2 separate regions of the Homo sapiens genome follow, and region 2 is linked to region 1. The links are chromatin contacts, found by Hi-C or POLR2A ChIA-PET in ENCODE. All regions are on one chromosome and are shown on one strand. The core of a region is the stretch at or near the end of the contact, and the rest is flanking DNA. Distances in the headings are between cores, read along the strand shown.

Region 1 (5,471 bases), core at 1,563-4,062:
AAAAAAAAGTATAACACAAGATAAGATAATGGAGTAAAAAAAAAATGGATAGGACAGAAAACAGAAACAGACCCACAGGGTATCCAGACAATAAATTATGGACTTTGTAATAACCATGCTTTATTTACTATGTTCAAGCAAATGAAAGACAAGATTTAGCAAGGAAACAAACAAAAACTGAATAAAAATACTTGAACTAAAAAAATACAATAATTAGAATTAAGAACTCAGTAGATGGGTTTAATAGTAAATTACACAGAAATGAAGAGAGAATTAATGACCTGGAAAATAGATCAGAAGAAAATATCCAGAATAAAGCATAAACTACAAAATGATGGGCTGGGCATGGTGGCTCATGACTGTAATTCCAGCACTTTGGGAGGCCGAGGCAGGCAGATCATTTGAGGTCAGGAGTTTGAGACCAGCCTGCCCAACATGGTGAAACCCCATCTCTACTAAAAACACAAATTAGCCAGCCACGGTGGTGGGCGCCTGTAATCCCAGCTACTCAGGAGGCTGAGGCAGAAGAATCACTTGAACCAGGAAGGCAGAGTGGGTTGAACCTGGGAGGCAAACCTGGGTTGCAGTGAGCCAAGATAGTGCTACTGCACTCCAGCCTGGGTGACAGAGTGAGACTCTGTCTCAAAAAAAAAAAAAAAAAAAAAACCACACAAAATGATAGAAAATGCAAAAAAGAGCATAAGAGACAGAGAATACTATGAAAAGGTCTAATGTTTGTGTAATTAGAATCCCAATAGGAGTAAAGAGAGGGTAGAGGCCAGTCGTGTTGGCTCATGTCTGTAATCCCAGCACTTTGGGAGGGCGAGGCAGGAGGATCACTTGAGCCCAGGAGTTTGAGACCAGTCTGGGCAAGATGGCAAGACCCTATCTCTAAAAAAAAAAAAAAAAAAATTAGCTGAGTGTGGTGGCGTGCAACTGTGGTCCCAGCCACTTGGGAGGCTGAGTGAGGCAAGAGGATTGCCTGAGCCCAGGAGGTAGAGGCTGCAGTGAGCCATGACTGCACCACTGCACTCCAACCTGGGTGACAGACAGAGATCCTGCCTCAAAAAAAAAAAAGAGACAGAGACAGAGAGAGAGTAGAACAGAAGTAAATTTGAAGAGCTAATTATTGAGAGTTTTCCAGGACTGATAAATGATATCAAGCTATAGGTTCAAGAAGCACTAAGAACACCGAATAGTTTAAATATAAAGAAAAGCAAAACTAGACACATTACACTAAAACTATCAAAAACCAAAGACCAAGTAGAAATATCCAAAAACCATCCAGAGATTTAAAAAAAGATTATTTTCAAAGAAGCAAGAATAAAACTGAGAGCAACTTCTCAACAAAGTCAGTAGAAACCAAAAGATAATGGAATGGTAAAACAGCTGCCAACCTAGAATTTATCTCAGGAAAAAAACTGCCCTTCAAAAATGAGGTGAAAATGTAAATAAGACGTATAGATTAGTTAATAGTTTTGAATTAATGTTAAGTTCTTGATTTTGGCAGTTATATTATGGATACAGGAAATGTTAACATTAGTAGAAGCTGTATGAAATGGATGTGGGAACTCCATATATAGATTTTTTTAAACTTTATGTAAGTCCAAAATTATTCACACACATTCTAAAAAGGTAAAATGAAAACAATTTCAGAATGGAAGCTCCATAAGAGTTGAAATTTCTGGTCTGTTTTTTTCACTGCTATATCCCTAGTATCTAGAACGCTAAGACGTAGGCACTCAATAAATATATATTGAATGAATGAGTGAACAACAGTAGTAGCAGTAGCTACTAATTAATTCAACACTTATTGTATCTTAAGTGAAATGCCAAGCACTTTACTTTCATTAACTCATTTAATCATTCCAACAATTATGTAACATGGAATTTTATATTTTATATATGAGTCTCCCTATTTTATAGATGAGGTAAGCAATCTGCCCAAGATCTCATACCAGAAAGTGGCAGGCCCTCTAACATAGACCTATCTGATTCCAAAGTCCATGTTCTTAACCACTATGTTATGGTGCTTTCATGTTGCAAAATATGTCTCCTTTCTGTTTTGTTTATCCAAACTCTACCTTCCTTTCCAAAATTAAGACAAACTCCTCTATAAGACTCAACTAATTTTACTTAACTAATAGCCATTATTTTTCCTTACTCTCAATTCTCAGTGTACTGGGCCATATAACTTAATGCCATTATATAAGGTCTTGTATTGCTCTGTAATTGTTCGTTATTCAATGAGTTTTACCTCTTTAACCAGATTACATCTTACAGGGAAGTGACCATATCTTATATTCCTATTAATATAGAGCACATTTGAAGCTCTATAACAATACTTAATATTTTTGTAAAGGGATGAAGAAAAACATTTCCATGCAAGAAACAGTGTTTTTGAATGCTTTAGTGATCAGGCTTACATGGTCTAAGATTCTAAACATAAAATTTGACTCAGAAAAACAAAAAAACCACTATCTTAAAAAGTTTTTACATCAATTTTCTGTAGTATCTCTTTTTCCTTATGACATTTTAGGGGATGTTCAGGGTAATTTGGACATAGCAGTACAAGTTCTCCTGGTTAAACCTTCTTGAGAGGGTATATAGATTGCATAGAAGGTAAAGTATGAGAGTGTGCAGATGAACAATTATCCCCACACATGTAAGCTGCAGTTTGTCTGGTGTAAATATACTCTCCCTGCCTGGAACTGCCTGTGTAATGTTCTCTCTTTGGGCTCTGTGGTTTCTCAATACATTCCAACTGTTCAGAGGCTGGAGCTTGGCTCTGCAAGCATAGATAAACAGCTTCCTGGAGCAGGCTGCCAGCATGAGGAGCAATGACCTCAGCAGAGAAAGTCTGCTTTTCATTACCCTGAGCCCATCACTGTACTGCTAGAGCTAAGAGTGGGAACAACACAAGTTGGATAGAGTTGACTGACTCAAGTCTCCCACTACACCTTGAGTTTTAAAATTCTGTATCTAGAGGAAAGGGGGTAAAGACAGGAAGTGAGAAAATGGCATATGCAAAGAAAACAAAGATAGAAAAGCTTTCTTAGGCTATTCTGTGAATGAACTAAATGATGAGTGAAGTGGTTAAGAGTCATGCAGGCAATCATTGAATGTTTTAGTCTCCAAAAACGTACACAAAATACAGGGCAAGAAAGAAGTGTTATAGAAAGTAAGAGAGGCCAGGTACAGTGGCGCACACCTGTAATTCTAGCATTTTGGGAGGCTGAGGCAGGAGCATAACATGAGCCCAGGAGTTCAAGACCAGTTTGAGCAATAAAATGAGACCCGTCTCTATAAAAAAGAAAAAAAAAAGTTAGCTGGGTATGGTGGCACGCACCTGTGGTCATGGCTACATGGGAAGCTGAGGCAGGAGGATTGCTTGAGCCCAGGTTAAGGCTGCAATGAGCCATGTTTGTGCTACAACTCCAGCCTGGGTGACAGAGTGAGACACTATCTCAAAAAAAAAAAACAAAAACAAAAAAACAAAAACAAAAACAAACCAGTAACAACAACAACAACAAAAAACAAAAGAGAGACTAAAAAGTCCTCAAGATCTTCAACTCTGATGCCATTTAAAGAGAGAGAAAAGGAAGACTATCCAGATCCACAGAGATACAAAAATCCCAGAAAAGTGGAGCTTAAGGAGAACAACACACAATGAAGATGAATTATATATAGCCAGACATCTTGCATGTGTAATTTCATGTGATTTGCATAACAACCCTAGAAGATAGGTATTATCATCCCTAGCAATAATCTAGACCTAGAAAATTACAATACAATGACATCAACAAAGACATTTGTTGTTGATATTATTTAATGACAAAGGGATGATTTCAAGTCTGCTTCTACGGCCACCCAGGAAACAATGCTTTTCCCAAACATCTCTCATTGTAGTATTATCTATTGTTGCAGCCCCAGAACTCAGCAATACTAGAACTGTGACCTAGAAGAAATGTACACATTTGTGCCACTTTCTGATAAGACAGTTTCTGCAGTGCTGGTAGCATTGCATCTGATAGTTGAAGAAGGGAATCACAATTATGTCCTCAGACAAGAAATTGGTTAGATATGACCCCTCCTGAAGGATCCTGAGAGACAATTTGTTTTTTGGAGAAGTCACTGACTATAATGATGCACCTGCAAGGGGGCCGGGAGCTGAGAGACAGACAAACATCTTAGCAAATTCTAAAAGCAGAGTGAAGCTTCATTTGACTTTCATTTCACTTTTCTCAGGGAAGAAGAACCTTTGTGTTACTGCCAAAATCCTAACTGTCCTTCCTTCCTCTCTGTCCCCTCCACCCCCACGCCAGCTCATTAAAGATCTTCTGGTTAAAGGTGCCAAATTGTGTCATTCTTTCCTACTCCAGTGCCAAGCCTGTGCCAATGGCACCACAGATTGATCTGCTAGAGTTCTGAGCAAATTATGGAAGAAATTAAAAGCACTGAAAATTTTAAATTGTTCTGTTGCTGGTGAAGTAAAGCTTTTTAAACTTCTTATTCTTCTTGTAGAGACAGGGGTCTCATTGTGTTGCCCAGGATGGCCTCAAACTCCTGGCCTCAAGTGATTTTCCCACCTTGGCTTCCCAAAGTGCTGGGATTATAGGTGTGAGCCTATAATCTGGCCTAGTTTCTTAACTTTTGATGACTGACTTTACATTGCTAATGGCATAACACTTGTTAATTAAGACTCGTGTGAGTGTACTTGATTGCCAGACAAGTATTCAGGGAATTATCAGAGTGGTGGTGTGAAGGAATATCAGGGCTTGGACCAAATAAAGATCCTTCATATTATTTATAGATTGAAATAAATCAAGTTATTTATCTAAGGGGAGATATTTTAATGTAAAAAATCAGACCTAAATTTTATACTAGCTAGCTGCAAAAGCAGCTCCCATGAAAACAGAAATAGTATCATTGGGGCTTGAGAACACTTCAGCCAAGGATGGTGTTTCTTCATTTCCTCTTATTGAATGGTTTTATAACAGATAAGTTTCTCTTAACTTGTAGAAGGCAGGGGGTGGGGTGGGGGGAACAAGGTCTTTCCTGACAGGGAGAATCTGGGCCCAATTATTACTTCTGTAACCTTTGACTCTGACTTCTAAACGAGTCAAGGGACCAGTGGGCTGTGAAATAGCTTCCTCCATTACCAGGTCAAGTGCTGCTGGATAGTTTCCTGTAACCATAATACAAAGGGACTGAAGAAGTGAGATGGATTCTACAAAAACAGGCAACTTCTTGCATCCTCAATGACCCTGGATTTTTAAGTTTCAAAACAGATTTTGACTCTTAACTCACCACCATGGCTCCCTGTAGTCTTTTTGCTATAGCATACCTCTAGTAATACAGAAAAGAGCCAGAAAGAATCCTCTATAGATTTGGTTCTATGATGGTCTAACAGAGGTGCCTGGCCTAGTAACAGTGGGGATAGGGTTGCTTTAACTGAAGGCAAATCTCTT
Region 2 (5,471 bases), core at 1,685-4,184, 100 kb before region 1:
CTACAAAAAATACAAAAATTAGCCGGGCATGGTGGTGCATGCCTGTAATCCCAGCTACTCAGGAGGCTGAGGCAGGAGAATCGCTTGAACCCAGGAGGCAGAGGCTGCAGTGAGCTGAGATTGTGCCACTGGACTCCAGCCTGGGTGACAGATCAAGACTCAGTCTCAAAAAACAAACAAACAAACAAACAAATAAGCTATATAGAAAGTTAACTGAGGCAAATTAAGAGATTCAGTGATAAATATAATGGAAAAAAAGAGAATACAGCAAGTCAGAGATAGGGAATATGAGGTGGTACTGGTGGTTCAATTCTCTCTAGAGTGGTCTAGGTAGGTTTAATGGAGAAGGTAACACTCAAGTGAAGATTTGAAGGGGTTAAGGAGTAACTGATACAGACATCTGAGGGAAGAGCATTCCAGGCAGAGGGAATAGCCATTACAGTCTTAAGGAGGGAGTGTGCCTATTGGGTAAGAGGAACAGCATGGAAACCAACATGGCAGGAGCCAAAAGAATAAGAGGGAAAGGAAGAAGAGATGAGGTTAGAGAAATAATGGGCCAGTTCATGTATATGGCCTTTTAGCTCTATAAGCAAAGATTAAATGAAATATTCACATTAAGTGCTTAGAACAGTAAAATCGTACATAGAAAACATTTAATAAATGGTATCTACATCTGTATTTACATGAAGATCTTCTGTTCCCTAAGCAGAGCTAGTCTGGAGGAGGTCAGGCTACAGGAACTGTAGCACCATTTATGTACTTTGGTGGGGTTAGAGAGTCCTTCAACATTTTTAGAAGTACAGAAATCAAACAGATCAAAGGCCTAGGTGATCCGCAGCAGCAAGCAGAGATGGTTAATTCTCTGCAGGTGCTCAGAAAACTGAACTAACTGAGGCATGCAAAGTCAACATAGCATCAATAAAAGACAGGGAAGGAGTGGGGTGTGGAGTGGGGTGGGCTTGGCTAAGGGCTGAAGCCAACAGGAGAGTCGTTAGCAACATAAGAGAGAAAGCAATGGAGCATGGAAGCATCACGTACAGCAGTCGAAACTCATTCTGATATCAATGCAACCGCAAAGTCATGATGAAAATGACTACAAACCACCGGGGAGTAAGCCAGGGAGCCCAGCAACATGAATGCACTCGTAGCGGGGAAAAACAAATTAAGAGATTCAGGCAAAACCATTCCCTTTCCTGGTGGAGGCTCTTTAATCTTTAACATCTCTCTCTTGACACTAGGCACAGATCTTGCCCCAACAAGACAAAGGATAACTTCTGAGAAGCTAATAATTCTCGTTTGGGTGAAGGACTCTTGAGGAGATGAGTGCCATGTATCTGCTGGACTAAAGATGTGTTCTCAGGCCGAGGCGGACAGATCACGAGGTCAGGAGATCGAGACCATCCTGGCTAACACAGTAAAACCCCGTCTCTACTAAAAAAATACAAAAAAATTAGCCAGGAGTGGTGACGGGCGCCTGTAGTCCCAGCTACTCGGGAGGCTGAGGCAGGAGAATGGCGTGAACCCGGGAGGCGGAGCTTGCAGTGAGCCGTGATTGCGCCACTGCACTCCAGCCTGGGCGGCAGAGCTAGACTCTGTCTCAAAAAAAAAAAAAAAAAGATGTGTTCTCTTGGTCATACTGTCTCACGCTGGGTGGATCAGGGCTAACCCACCTCCATGGCTTTCATGACTGAAGGGGCTTCAGGGCCCTGGAGTTGCAGACAGGAATGCAGTCTTTTTGGGAACTGGAGGCAGGCAAGAATATAATAAAGGCTAGATGAAGATACCCAGGCTGGGCTTTAAACTGCTTTAAATTGTGCCAGTTTCTTCTGGCAACTGCCCTAAGGAAAGCAAAGCCAGGCACCACCCAGTGGAAATCTGGAAGTGGGCATACTTTGTGGCATCAATTATGCCAGTTTGGCCAGGAAGTTTGTAGTACTTGGTCTCTATGACCCTGACCTAACCTACTCAATAAGGGGCAGTTTAGTCTGAGTCAGAAGAAATGAAGAGCGACTCGATATTGTGATCTTTGACTTAACGTATTCAATTTGTAATTAAGACCATTATTAAAATCAGTATAAGAAATCATGTCTTCTCATTCCATTCCTCAAACTCTCTGTCTGTCTGCCTTTACTATTTCCTGATAGTAACCATGGATATTTGCTTTAGAAGTTCTTAATTGCTACATTCTTAGCTACTTATTTAGTCAATATACTAAGTGTCAAAGGTATGCCAGGGACTGTGCTAGATTCTGGGGAAACAGCAAGGGATAAGACAGATAAAAATCCCTATTTTCATGGTACTTACATTCTAGTGTGTATGTGTGGAGGCAGTGGTTGGGGAGACAGAGAATAAAAAGTAACAAAGAAAGAAATACTTTTAGGAAGTGAGGAGAGCAATGACATAAATCAGGCAGGGTGGTGTGATACACAGTGACTGAGGGTGGGACCACATGAGATGGCTGTGCCAGGCTCATCTTTGAGAACGTACCATTTGAGCTGAGAACTCACCAGATGAGAATCAGCCAGCCATGCAATCTAGGGAAAGAAGGAAGGGCAAAGACCGGGAGATGGGAATCAGCAACAAGAGTGTTTTGCTTCCCGCCTCTCCATTCTGCACACAAATGCTATTTCTCTGTCTCTGGCATGTTGCAATCTAGCATGTTAAAGAAATTGCTCTATGATGCCTAGGAAGGGAATAATATTAAATGAAACAGAATTCCAAGCCTTACCAATTACTGGAGCTACATACTGCCATGGGGGAGGGTGGGGACACTGAGGAAAGATAAGGCAAGGGCTGTGGAAGCTGCCCCAGGCTGCCCCATTTCACTACTGTGGTTAACTGGCAAAGGAGTCCATGCAAATGAGTGCAGGATGTCCAAATCGCAGCACTGTTTCACACATCATCATTTCAAGTCACCGACTGACAGGATTTAGCACTCTGTGTCTGGCAGCAACCAGCAGTGAAGCAGAGAGAATTCCACTGGATTATCCAAAGCATCTGACCCGCAAATGAGGAGTGAGCAGAACATTTTTAAAAAACAACTCTTGAGTGGTTCAGTGAGCCAATTTGACATCGAAGAGAGACACACAAACATCCAGCCACCTCTGAGGCAAAAGGTCAATTTCTTCTGCTTGTCCTCGGTCCTCAGAATCCAAGTTACTGATGTGAGCTCTGTCCCTCATTTTCCTAGCCAAAGGGGTAGATGTGAAGCACAGACAGGCCAGATACAGTGTTCTGGGACAACACACCATTGTCTGAATCCAGAGAGCATCATGGCTACAGTGGACGAGAGTAGGCTCAGTGGGAGAGGCTCAGGGAACATCAGAAGTGCAGGGCCTGTCTTTTGAAGATAAAGTCTGGCTAGATCAGCTTTTCAGTGAAAGAAGCCAAAGTCTGCAGCCAGATCTTCATTTTTGGTGAGCCCATCACAGATTCCAGGTTTAGGATGAGGGGCTAGAATGAAGGGAAAAGGCCAATTATCACCCTATAAGAAGTAGATAGGCTAGGGGCGGTGGCTCACGCCTGTAATCCCAGCACTTTGGGAGGGTGAGGTGGGCGAATCACTTGAGGTCAGGAGTTCAAGACAAGCCTGACCAACATGGTGAAACCCTGTCTCTACTAAAAATACAAAAATTAGTCAGGCATGGTGGCCGGCGCCTGTAATCCCAGTTACTCAGGAGGCTGAGGTAAGAGAATCGCTTGAACCCAAGAGGCCGAGGTTGCAGTGAGCTGAGATTGTGCCACTGTACTCCAGCCTGGGCGACGCAGTGAGACTCCATCTCAAAAAAAAAAAAAAAAAAAAGTAGATAGTACTGAACTGTCCCACCCTTGTGGGTTTCTGAACTTTCTAATTCTCCAATCAAGTCCTGAGACCCTCCTGCTCCCCATCCTTCTCTCCTCCAAGCTCTTCTCACACAGCTGTGAGGTAAGATTTACTAGATGGAATGTGTTTGCAAAATCTGTTTTGTTCACTGTAACATGTTTATCAAAAAAGAAAAAAAAAAGCCTGTCCCTTCTCACTATTTAGTTTTTGGTGACTGCCTTTTGGGATCTGGAACTGGATAAACAGATGGACTTCACAGAAGAAATCAGGCGAAGCGCCAGGGTGTGTATATATATCTTAGTCTCACTGTATATACGGCAGATAGCCCTCGTGCAAACAGCTGTGCTGGTTTTGGAGGAAAGTGAGGGGACAGTGTCTCCTGGATGACAGTGCTCCCATTGCTCCAAGGTGTACCTCCCTGTGGTGCTTTGGGCTATAGGATGCCAGACAGATTCTAGAGTTCTAACCTCAGATATATGACCCTGATTTCATTTTCTGGCCTCTAGTTGTGGTAATTAAGGGTTGTGCCAGATCCCAAACTATTGCTAATTATTCATACTGGGTTTGCTATAAACGAGTGCTGAGTATTTGCACTGTGTATAGTGATGAGTACCTTTGCAATATACTGGATGCCTCTATTAAGGGGATGCCCAGGAGGGGTATGGTTTTGAGCGTCTGTGTGTGTGTGCGCACATGCGCACATGCAGAAGTTGTGGAAGGCCTGGACTACTGTATTTGCCTGGCCACAGAGAAGTATCACTGCCAGGGGAACAAGGTACAGTGATTCCTCATGTGCAGCACGCTGCTGCCCCAAGGGAACTGGGGGGGAATTGTACCGAGCAGTTTCCCCCTAATTTTTTTTTGCCACCTTGTCCAGTATAAATCTCTATTGCAGGGGTGGAGGTGGAGGAAGTAATTCTTTCTTAATTCAATGTGCTTCAATTCCCAGATATGAACAAACTTCAGAACATTTTAGGAGAATCTTCTAATAGAAAAAACATATTCATTTGCTTCACAGAGTAGGTTTCAGGTGGATGTCTCCTTCTCTCCTGGACAAACTCCTTGAAAAAAAACCATGAAAATAAAAGGCAATACTGTCCAAACAGGAAACTGGTGCCAAATAGAGGCAAAAAACCAAAGCAAAACAACTCCCTGAGATAGAGTGGACTGCATTCATTAGGTTCAGGTAGCTCAAAAGACAAGAACATTAAATAATTAGACTCCAACAGATCAAGGTGCTGTAGGTAATGGGACCTCATAAGGACAGAACAAAAGATCCTGTTTCTAACAAAGGTTCTACAGACCTTTATACTACAGTGAGCAATGAGTGAGAGGGATGCTGCCCAGGAAATGAAAGGACTCAATCGTTCCTCTTCAGTGAGCGGAGCCCAGGAGGAGTGTTCCAGGGCGCTCTCACAAACACTCTTTAATAATACCATCCAGAGCCTTTGATTCAAGGAACATGCTGAAGAATAAACAGCCTATTAATCTGAGTTTTCTGGTGTGCCTGAGTATACAAAGCAGCAATGAACTAACCCCTTGGCTCTTGCAAACATCCCGACTGCACACCATCCGCTGCTCCACTACACAGCTCAGCCCCTCCTTCCCCTGCATGCAATTTGCCCCTGGAAAAGCTTCAAGGTTTGGG

The links. Hi-C counts contacts between places; a loop is a spot of excess contacts on that map. ChIA-PET counts read pairs that join two places held with the same protein, here RNA polymerase II (POLR2A). Pooled maps may share reads with other maps.
Region 2: a loop to region 1 is called in a map of OCI-LY7, with 5 times the contacts of the local background. The contact joins two enhancer-like sites. A Hi-C loop is called at or near these places in 2 of 168 maps with a recorded cell type or tissue (OCI-LY7 and dorsolateral prefrontal cortex), 2 of 37 single-sample maps with no recorded cell type and 5 of 50 pooled maps. POLR2A ChIA-PET finds 5 or more read pairs at or near these places in 1 of 52 experiments (OCI-LY7).

Annotation. Positions count from the first base shown.
Region 1 is chr11:47,002,197-47,007,667 of GRCh38, reverse strand. The region is part of intron 2 of CSTPP1 (centriolar satellite-associated tubulin polyglutamylase complex regulator 1); the gene reads right to left. LOC124902670 (a long non-coding RNA gene) reads right to left here. Exons shown (of 2, transcript XR_007062665.1): 1 at 1-5,471. Among named protein-coding and RNA genes, the nearest start is that of CSTPP1, 68 kb to the right of the region's middle. RefSeq lists a silencer at 2,789-2,868. Within about 2 kb of position 2,812, at least 14 of the 41 ENCODE cell types and tissues checked have a DNase peak (open chromatin) inside an H3K27ac peak, as active enhancers do; they include OCI-LY7 and dorsolateral prefrontal cortex, where a contact is called at or near this core.
Region 2 is chr11:47,107,036-47,112,506 of GRCh38, reverse strand. All of the region lies in intron 3 of CSTPP1 (centriolar satellite-associated tubulin polyglutamylase complex regulator 1), which reads right to left. Among named protein-coding and RNA genes, the nearest start is that of ARFGAP2, 67 kb to the left of the region's middle. Within about 2 kb of position 2,934, at least 2 of the 41 ENCODE cell types and tissues checked have a DNase peak (open chromatin) inside an H3K27ac peak, as active enhancers do; they include OCI-LY7 and dorsolateral prefrontal cortex, where a contact is called at or near this core.